Regions from separate parts of the Homo sapiens genome. Here region 1 is linked to region 2. Evidence: read pairs that join two places in POLR2A ChIA-PET (ENCODE). Cell type or tissue: HepG2. All regions are shown on one strand. Region 1 overlaps FNDC3B (fibronectin type III domain containing 3B). Region 2 overlaps FNDC3B (fibronectin type III domain containing 3B).

The links. Peaks named below come from ENCODE experiments on the same cell type or tissue, not always from the same donor. Only the 100,000 strongest peaks of a DNase experiment are listed, where the experiment ranks them.
Region 1: POLR2A ChIA-PET joins it to region 2 with 5 read pairs; 8 of 35 experiments call an interaction of 5 or more read pairs at or near these places.

The regions. Positions count from the first base shown.
Region 1 is chr3:172,052,842-172,057,841 of GRCh38, forward strand. The region is part of intron 1 of FNDC3B (fibronectin type III domain containing 3B); the gene reads left to right. Among named protein-coding and RNA genes, the nearest start is that of FNDC3B, 16 kb to the left of the region's middle. RefSeq lists an enhancer at 2,567-2,696. In HepG2, no CTCF peak of the experiment used is centred here; no DNase peak of the experiment used is centred here; H3K4me3 peaks cover 577 bases.
Region 2 is chr3:172,178,012-172,183,011 of GRCh38, forward strand. All of the region lies in intron 3 of FNDC3B (fibronectin type III domain containing 3B), which reads left to right. LOC124906304 (a long non-coding RNA gene) reads left to right here. Exons shown (of 2, transcript XR_007096169.1): 2 at 1-3,006. Among named protein-coding and RNA genes, the nearest start is that of FNDC3B, 140 kb to the left of the region's middle. RefSeq lists enhancers at 1,760-1,919, 1,848-2,142, 4,108-4,402. In HepG2, no CTCF peak of the experiment used is centred here; a DNase peak (open chromatin) is centred at 2,030.

The DNA.
Region 1 (5,000 bases), 130 kb before region 2:
AGATTAAAGGACTCCAGTTAGGAGATAGGGCAAAATTGAAGGTTTTAATCATCATATTCCTTGGAGTAAAATGATAGCCAGCTATTGGCAGTTTTATTTAGAAATGAGGACACTTTTGTGCACTGTACTTCCAAACCCTCTGACCACAAGGCAGATGTAAAATACAGTAATAGTGGCCAACAATTTTCCAGCACTCACTACTTGCCAGGCATTTTCATGTAAATATGTATTCCATCCATATGTATATTCTGTGTGTGTCTGTGTGTATACATCCATTTATCTATATACAAACACACTTTCCTTAAAAAGTAATTCTGGAAGATATTCTGTTTTTCTGTAGGTGTTTCTAGTGTCCACCGCAGAAGCTGGTACATATTGAGTGCCCCCATAAGTGTTTATTGAGTGAATCAAAGATGAGAAGGCATACTCAAAAACATTAAAAAACTTTCCTAAGTCACTTAGAGTGATTTTAAAACTTTTTTTTAACTGTATCACACTGCTTCTCGATAGTTCAAGTTAATTATCTTATTTGTATCTCTAGACTTGGTACAGTGTCTGTGTTCCCAGGTGGCTGAATACTAAGGCTAAATATTAGCTGAATGCCTTCCATGTGCTCAACCTGTCTATTGTCTAGAAAACTAAAATCTAGGCTGGGCACAGTGGCTCACGCCTGTAATCCCAGCACTTTGGGAGGCCAAGGCAGGCAGATCACCTGAGGTCAGGAGTTTGAGACACACCTGACCAACATGGTGAAACCCCATCTCTACTAAAAATACAAAAATTAGCCAGGCGTGGTGGCGGGCACCTGTAATCCCAGCTACTCAGGAGGCTGAGGCAGGAGAATCATTTGAACCTGGGAGGCGGAGGTTGTAGTGAGCCGAGACTGCGCCATTGCCCTGCACTCCAGCCTAGGTGACAGGGCGAAACTCCGTCTCAAAAAAAAAAAAAAAAAAAATCTTCTTTTGAAACAATATTCTGGACATTTTCCAAGAGGGAGATTTTCCTAGATTGTTCTCTGTAGTAGCAACTTAAGCTTAGAATGAAAGAAACCAGAGGATAAAAGTGTACTTCATAGAAAGTAATGTATAAGAAGCACAATGGAGTGAATGGGAAAAATTTGAGACAGTTGGTTAAGAAATGGTAGTGAAGCTTTACCTTATTCGGACACTTTAAACACTCTATGAAAGGGAGTCCTTTTACTCACTGGTAAAACAGTTCTGTTCATCCGCAGTGCCTTTCATTTCAGTTAATAAGAGTAAGATGCTGTACCTATAATTTGCACCTGGAAAAGCAAATCCTCCTATTCCTAATACTAACTGTTTTTCTCCTTTTAAGGTTAATACTTTTAGGTGGTGTAGGTTGTACCCAAGGCAGCCACAGGGATGGGATGAGCAAAGGACTAGAGGGTGTCTATCTCTGAGAACTCAGAAAGCAGCTCCTGCAGTTAATTAAAGGTGACCTCAGGATTCAGAGGAACCTTGTGCTTTCCCAGACGGCCCAGGCTAAACCTGGGTAGCTGGCAACCCTAAATGCGTCCTTTGTTAGAAATCATGTAGGGCTCGACTCCATCTTTAGAAAGTGAGTTCACTGAAGGTGAGTTAAGGACAAGGCTCTGAAGAGCGGCCTGACTTGCTTTCTTTCCTTGTGTTTGTGGAGGGGTGTAGACAAAGACACTAAGTGAAGATGCAGCCCCCAAGGCTGTATTGCCTAAAAACCGTTTCTGGCTTCTTCACAGGAATATTCCTCGTGGTCTAGAAGGAGCTATGTGCTTCTCTGGAGATTGTTTCCACAGAATGGTGAGGACTGTTAGAACCACCTTCTCCTTTCTCTCCTGTCTCAGGAGGGAGGCTGTAAGTGCTAAAAATGCCCCTGAACAGGGGGGTAGGGGGTGCAGCACCTCCAGAGAAGTGGTACTTAATGCTGGCTGCCCACCTGACCCCTCTCTCTATAGTTGGAGGCTGGGGAAGCCTTTGCCTCCTTCCAGCTTTCAGGACTTGCTGTGGTAGGTCCTCATGATGCAGATTACCATAGCACTCAACTACTTCTTAAGAGTACATAGTTTCTTAAATATCAATATTATACCTCAAGAGGTAAAGAGAACAGTTTTAAGCATCTATCAAAGGAGGAATAGATTGTAATTTTAGGATCTGAGTGTTTTATTTCCTTATATTTCTTTAAAATTGCTTGGACTCTCTTCTCTCTAACCTCACACTTTCACCACCATCACCAAAATTTGCTTTGTATTTATACTCATTTTTAAATAAATTACTATAAAGTCAGTAATTTGGAGTCTCTTCGGAAGTTCATCTTTAAAAAATCCTCCTTCTTTTAAAGTGAAGTGGGAGGAGAAGAAATGGATAACAATTTTTAAGGTTTATATTTTATTTCCGGCTTTGTTTAGCAATACATATCTTAATGTACTATACAATTTCTTCACTAATGAAAAAACATAATTATTTCCAGTTTTATTTGATTTTGGACCTATTTTCTTGCTATGTGATTATTGTCCTGTATCTTTAATTACATCTTATTGACACCCGTGGCAATCTCAATAATTAGAAAACATAGCTTTTTAGCTTTTACCATTTGCTTATTATATTCAATTTAAACAGGGAAACAGTGTCACTTCCTGTTTATGTTTCACTTTGCAGTTCTCTTAAATTAGTTCAGTGTTCTCAGGAGTTCATTCAAACCTATGAGGGCATACTAGTTGACAAAAAAGAGAACAGAGGATTCAAATAAATGTCTCTAATAGATTATTTTAGCTTCATTTAGTGTGATTTTGGGTCTGAAGTGTTTGCCATTAACGTTCTAGTTGCATGTTTGTCTTCCTTGCTTTCGTGAGGAGCAGGGGCAGTGGGAGTGAGTAGGGGAGAACAGGCGATGGCTAGGGAAGGATGTAGCACTGATGAAGGTGAGTGAGTTTGTTCCTAGTATGTTTCTTTCTTTTTTTTTTTTAGACGGAGTCTTGTTCTGTCGCCCAGGCTGGAGTGCAGTGGTGCGATCTCGGCTCACTGCAAGCTCTGCCTCCAGGGTTCACTCCATTCTCCTGCCTCAGCCTCCTGAGTAGCTGGGACTATAGGCGCCCGCCACCACGCCCGGCTAATTTTTTGTATTTTTTAGTAGAGACGGGGTTTCACCATGTTAGCCAGGATGGTCTCAGTCTCCTGACCTCGTGATCCGCCCGCCTCGGCCTCCCAAAGTGCTGGGATTACAGGCGTGAGCCACTGCGCCCGGCCTGTTCCTAGTATGTTTCATGTGGGATGGCAGGTTTTCCAAATCCTAGTTTCCACTGAGTCATCGGTGAGTCCAATAGAGGGAGGATTCTAGCCTGATGTCAGACGTCCTGCTTGGCAGACTAATGAAGGACTTTTTTTTTTTAAAAAATGTATTTTTAACACAGATTGGTGTATTTGTATATCTTCAGTAAGTTTCAGTTTTAGCCAAGAAATAATCTTTCATAACATTTTTCATGAGAAAGCATAGAATGATTTTCTAGAAAGTTTAATGGCAAGTTGTGTTAGATGAAAAGGAAACATTTTTAAGGACACTATGCTTCTTGGGTATTCTTGAGCCCTTGTCTATAGATAATAGCCGGTTACAATGTACAGTTTTCATATTTGGAGGGGACATGGGAAACTACTCACTTAACTTGGAGTTAATATTTTGGTGCTCTGGAAACATCTGAGTTTGGAACTGTGCTGTGCACATCTCTAACTGGTTTAATTGCCCAGTCTCTCAGTGTCTTAGCACTCTCAGTGTTTTATGCTCAATCTCTGTGTCTTGTTATGACTATTTGGCTCAACGTAGTGTTTTGAACTAGTGATTAGGAAGTGGTAGCTGCTGCTGTTTTATTATTTTATTGCTTTACTCTGTGACTACAGACAGATTTAATTGTTGGATGTATTTCTTAATGGGATAATTATTTAAAAACATTCCCAGTTACTTTAAAAGCGTATGTGAATATTAGCCATCAGTTTTGTCTTGACCTTGCCTTTGGCTCCTTGAGTGTCTCTGTTCATGTGACAGCTTTCCAGCTCATCCTTAATGTCATACTCGAGCTGTTTATCTTAGTGAGGTAGTGTGGGCCTAAAATGAAATAATATATATCAAAAGCACCTGTGGGGGAAAGCACATCTGAATGCCAAGCAGTACTTAGTTACTGCAAGTGCTACTTCTACCAATATTTTTCTTCCTTTCTGCCCCTTTAAAGAGAGGTTGTCCCTTTTTAATAGATATATGACAGCTCTGCTTCCTTTCTTAAGTCTAAGATCAAAGAAATGTTGTAATAAAGGGGAGTCACTCCCTCCCATTCCTTCTCTCTTTTTGTGGATGTTGTTCTGTTTTTTAAGAGCGATCAGGTCTTGACATTAGTGGATGCAGCTGTTGGGCTCCCAAGCTCTGCCTTTCATCTCTGGGTCACCACTGCAGACAGCATCCTTCATCTCTGTCATGGTGTAAAGACACCACTGTGGGGGAACAGTGCGTTGCAGGTTAAGTACATGAAGTATTTCTAGAGATCCTAGCCACCTTTGCCGTTCATTGTTGTTTGGATGCACTTTTCTTTGAAATGACATGGAATGTTTGGCAGAGATGTCAATCAATAGAAGAGTTTCTCTGCTTTAGAGGTACCTAAACCTCACCAACTTCTTGTAAATTGGAAGACTAGCTCCAAAAAAGTAAAAGGGGTTGGGGGGAAGAACAAAACTTTTACTGGCAGGTTTTTTTCTAGACATAAACACAGTTGAATGGAAAGGATAATAGGGATCGAAGCCTGTCTTGCTCTATGAGAGTGAATGAGCTAGTGTTAGACTTTAATGCTGGAGAAAAATAACATCTACCTTTTTTTTTTTTTTTTTAAATGAGGCAGTCAGTGCAGTCTAACTGATGAAAATTAAAGGTCAGTTTCTTCAGTGCCCCACCTCAGTGCATGCCTTGGGCCATGTTAATAATGACAATCCCATTATTTCCTTGCAGTAGGCAGGAAATGCTGTCTACAC
Region 2 (5,000 bases):
CTGCAGAGGACGTGATCTCATTTCTTTTTGTGGCTGCATAGTATTCCATGGTGTCTGTGTACCACATTTAGAAAGGAACTTTCTTAGGACCATACAACTGGTTGTGGAAGGAGCAGAAATTGAACACTGGCCTGTCTGGGTCTGAAGCCCAAGCTCTCAGCCTCCATGCACTCTGAATTGCCTAGTGCTGATGGCCACAGTCATCAGGGAATAGAGGTTAAGGGAGGAGAGGCAGGCAGAGGCTAAAGTGTCACTCCAGCTGTGGGCTAAAGGATGCTGACCTGTGGACATTAGCCCAAACCCCAGCAAACCCATTAGGCATGATACACTACTATGTAAATTTAAGGCCTAGGAGACATTTGTAGCAAGCTGGTTGCTGTCACCGAGAGCTCATATATTGACTTTGTCAAGCAAGAGTGAGAAGAGAAGATCACATGTTTTACTTAACATTGCCTGTAAACTTTTCACAAGACTTTTCAAATCAATACTTATGCTTTTTCTTTCCATATTGTAAGACACTCAGACTGGTAAGTGAAGGGACTTTAAAGCTTGGCATTGGTTTAGGGCTGTAGCTATGGGGGTAGCAGGAAAAGATGGGAGGAGGGAAAAGCGAAAGAGCTGGACACATGTGGACACTCAGCCGGGGCATCCCTGGGACCCCACATTCTTGAGATTTTATTATGTCTTGAGACCAAATATATGTGGAGGGAGTGATGGTAAAGGTGATAAAAGTGCAAGTTATAATAGAATTTCATAGATAGGGAAAATTGAAAGAAGGATAATATAGTTTATGGGTAAAAAGCCTGTGCCACATTCTGAGAGCTTCAGGGTCTTTTTCTTCCACACTACCCCCTTCAGCGCCTCCACATACCCAGGGGGTAAGCTCTAGTATTTTTGATTTTCATATTTCTGCCTTGTGATTAAATATGAATACCATATTGACTAGAAAATTGGTTTGTCTTTAAATTATGGTTTTGAAAAGGTTTACTCTCTTTTGCTATTCCATAGAGGTTAGTAGGCCATAGGGCCCCTTTATCTTATTTATTTATTTATTTGTTCATTTATTTAGGGACAGAGTCTTGCTTTATTGCCCAGGCTGGAGTGCGGTGGTGCAATCTTAGCCCACTGCAAAGTCCGCCTCCCAGGTTCAAGCGATTCTCCTGCCTCAGCCTCCCGAATAGCTGGGATTACAGGCACGCGCCACCATGCCTGGCTAATGTTTGTATTTTTAGTAGAGACGGGTTTTCACCATGTTGGCCAGGCTGGTCTCGAACTCCTGACCTCAGGTGATCTGCCCGCCTTGGCCTCCCAAAGTGCTGAGATTACAGGTTTGAGCTGCCGTGCCTGGCCGGGCCTGTTTATAACTATTATGCTCAAGGTAAATGTAGAATGTAGAAATTAAGGTGAATAAAACATTCATATTAAAAGCAAAACATTAATTTTGTATGTTCAGGATATATGGTATGAGCTGGGACACCTGGGCTTTGAGCCACAACTTCACTGTCTACAACACACACAAACTTCCTCCCTCCCCCACTGTATCCCCTCCCCCACCACCTCCGACCTCCACCCCAACTGTAAAAGTTGAAGCTGAGCATGGTGGCTCCCGGCTGTAATTCCAATACTTCGATAAGTTAAGGTGGGAGGACCACTTGAGCCCAGGAGTTTGATGTTAGCCTGGGCAACATGGCAAGACTCCGTCTCTACAAAAAATACAAAAAGTTAGCTGGGCATGGTGGCGACTGCCTGTAGACTGAGCTACTTGGGATGCTGAGGTAGGAGGATCATTTGAGCCCAGATGACATCACTGCACTCCAGCCCAGGCAACAGAGTGAGGCCCTGTCTCCAAAAAAAAAAAAAAAAAAAAAAAAAAAGAGTGTAAACAGGTAATTTTACTGGGCCTTAGTTTCGTTTCTTCATCTCTCTGATGAGGGGTGTGGCTGAATGACCTCTTTGGGGTTTTTACATTTCACAGTTGTCAATCATAATTTTCTGTGACCCTGACCAAGCCTCACTCTGACCTAATGACTCATACAAACATTTCTCTTCTTCTCTTCATGTTTGCGTATTTTGATTGCACATGTACCTTGGACTTAGTGGGGTCACTGGCAAAGCAAGTGTATTTTCTGAAATACACCAGAGAAGTGGGTGTGCACAGTGTTTTCCCTTGGGTCGAGCCATGCTTCTGCTGTCCTTCCAGCTGGAATCTGTCAGATGTGGACTGTGGATCTCCTGAGTGCTTAGTAAAAATGCAGAATCCTGGGCCCCTTGCAGACCTGTTGAGGGGGAGTCTCTGGAAGTAAGGCTCTGGGCTCTGCATTTTAATAAGCCCCTAAGTGATCCCCAGGCTCACTACTGTTTGAGAACATGAATGATTCTCCTCTAAGTATGCACTGTGGTCTTTAGATAGAACCCATGGTTCCCTCAAGGCAGGGGTCATGCTGTGTGTGTGTTTATAAATGAAACTTCTCAGGATAAATTGTGATCATCTAGTTTATTCACTCATGAAACAAATACTTGCATCCTTCTTTTATACAAAGTCCTGTGTTAGTTGTGGGAATGGAGAGAAGAGAATGTATCTAAGGAGGCAGAGCAGACAGATTTTGGCAACTGATTAGATATGAGGGATGTGGGAGAGGTCAAAGTTAGCTAGCGGGTTTGATCCGGAGTGTGGAACTCTAGTTGTGCCAGTACAGAAATGGGCAGACAGTCATTGGAACAGTTTTGAGAAGAAAGATGCCCATATAGGAAAGAGCCCATAGAATGGTTATAAAATATGCCTGGATTTGTGGAACCAGTTCTAAAGCTGGCATTACTTTCAGATTCTTAGTATCTTAGAGGTGGGTGTGATCTTGTAGATCCTGTTTCAGTCTCCTCAGAAGCGGGAAAAATTGGTATCATTTGGAGGCTATTGTTTAGGTTGGGGCAAAAAAATATAATGGGGGGAGACATTATATATAAAGGTGATATTTACTTCTTAGACTTGAGAGAAGCTGGCTTTCTTAATAATCTCTAACTGATTTTGAACCTCTATTAGAATAAGCCCTGGAAATAATATTGGAAATGATATAGGCATTCTAAGTAGATATATTCTAAGATGACAGCCTGGTGTGGTGGCTCATGCCTGTAATCCCTGTACTTTGGGAGGCCGAGGCAGGTGGATGGATCTCTTGAGCCCAGCAGTTCGAGACCAGCCTGGATACCACGATGAAACCCTGTCTCTACCAAAAATACAAAAATTGGCTGGGTGTGGTGGCGTGTGGTCCCAGCTACTCAGGAGGCTGAGGTGGGAGGATCACTGGAACCTGGGAAGTCAAGGGTGCAGTGAGCTATGATTACACCACTGTACTCCAGAGCTGGGTGCCAGAGTGAGACTCTGTCTCCAAAAAAAAAAAAAAAAAAACAAAAAAAAACACCTTTAGAATTTACTGTCTTGTGGTCAAGTAGAATGTTGGCCCGTCTTCTTCAAAGACAGCCTTTCTCTCCTGATTTCCCTTAAACTAAGGAGGAGGGAAGTAATTAAGATTTTCAGTGGGAAGCCAGGCGTGGTGGCTCATGCCTGTAATCCCGGCACTTTGGGAAGCCTAGGTGGGCATATCACGAGGTCACAAGATTGAGACCTGCCTGACCAACATGGTGAAACCCCATCTCTACTAAAAATACAAAAATTAGCTAGGTGTGGTGGCACACACCTGTAGTGCCAGCTACTTGGGAGGCTGAGGCTGGAGAATTGCTTGAACCCAGGAAGCAGAGGTTGCAGTGAGCCGAGATCACGCCACTGCACTCCAGCCTGGTGACAGAGCAAGACTCCATCTCAAAAAAAAAAAAAAAAAAAAAAAAGATTTTCAGTGGGAGCACAGACTGCTGCTCACTCACTGAGTGGATTTCATTATGTAGTCTCAGTGTTTCCCAGACTGCTTGACAAATGAAGGATGTACGTTATTGCTTTTTCCTTACTTTGGCCTGAGAATGATGCAAAGCAGGCCTGTTGCATTACCAAGCATCTTGGGATGCTGCACTGAGTAATAGGCTTTTAGTATGTGTTACCTTGTCAACAGCAGTGACTGCTATGCCCAGGACATCAGCATTGAGTTGTTTTTGCACTTGTGGGGGTGACTTCCTATTGTCCTACCAGAATCAGCAAGGTAAGTTGGGAGAAATCCTTTGTCAGCAGGATGAGAAGCAGCAAGTGAAGGCTGGGCTCAGTGGAGGAGAACAATTCTAGGAGCTGGCGTGGTCACAGGAAGGATAGAGAACACGGAGGTCAGGAGGAAGCATGAGTCAGGCTGGTGGCTGTCCGGGGTCTTCTCACATTAGCAGCTGGAGAGCCAGGGCTGAAGGTTGAGTCGTAAGTGGCCAGCCTTGTGAATGTGGTATGCTAGACACCAACAGAACTTCCTGGAGCTGGGAGTTTCCTGGGGTCTTCCTGATGTGTAAGAACTGATGATCAGGACCTTACAGGTTATGTGTCTATTTTGGTTGTCCGCTCTGACAGGGCAGTGGTGTTGTGGTAGATACACTTTTGCTGGAGGCATTTGCTAGGTGAGTGGGCAAGATGTGATTTGTATTGGGTGTAATACTCAATCCAGCAGTGCTTCTCTGCTGCAGTCAAGTCCAGACTGCAAGAACCTGTTAAACGCAGGGAATTCCAACATAGAATCTTAAGAAGTTTCTCTACTTTGAATGTATCCTCCATGTTTTTCGTGTCGACAGAAGTAAAAGTGCAGTGATACATGAGTAAATTTTCAGCTCTCTTATCATAGGATTTGTTTAATTTGGTACCAGGATGTAATGAACTTGAGGTGTGTGAATGAGAAATGGAGATGAAGTGTTTTATTAGTTTAGAAAAGGGAGTAAAAGGAACTCTGAGTGTAGGCACGAAGCTTTCAGCTCTGAAACTTCACCTTTTTGCCACACTAGCAGCAGAGAAATTACGGAAAGCTGATTGTGTTGTCTATTTGGCAAGTCAAAGCAAGATACAGCAAGCTAAAAGATGAGTC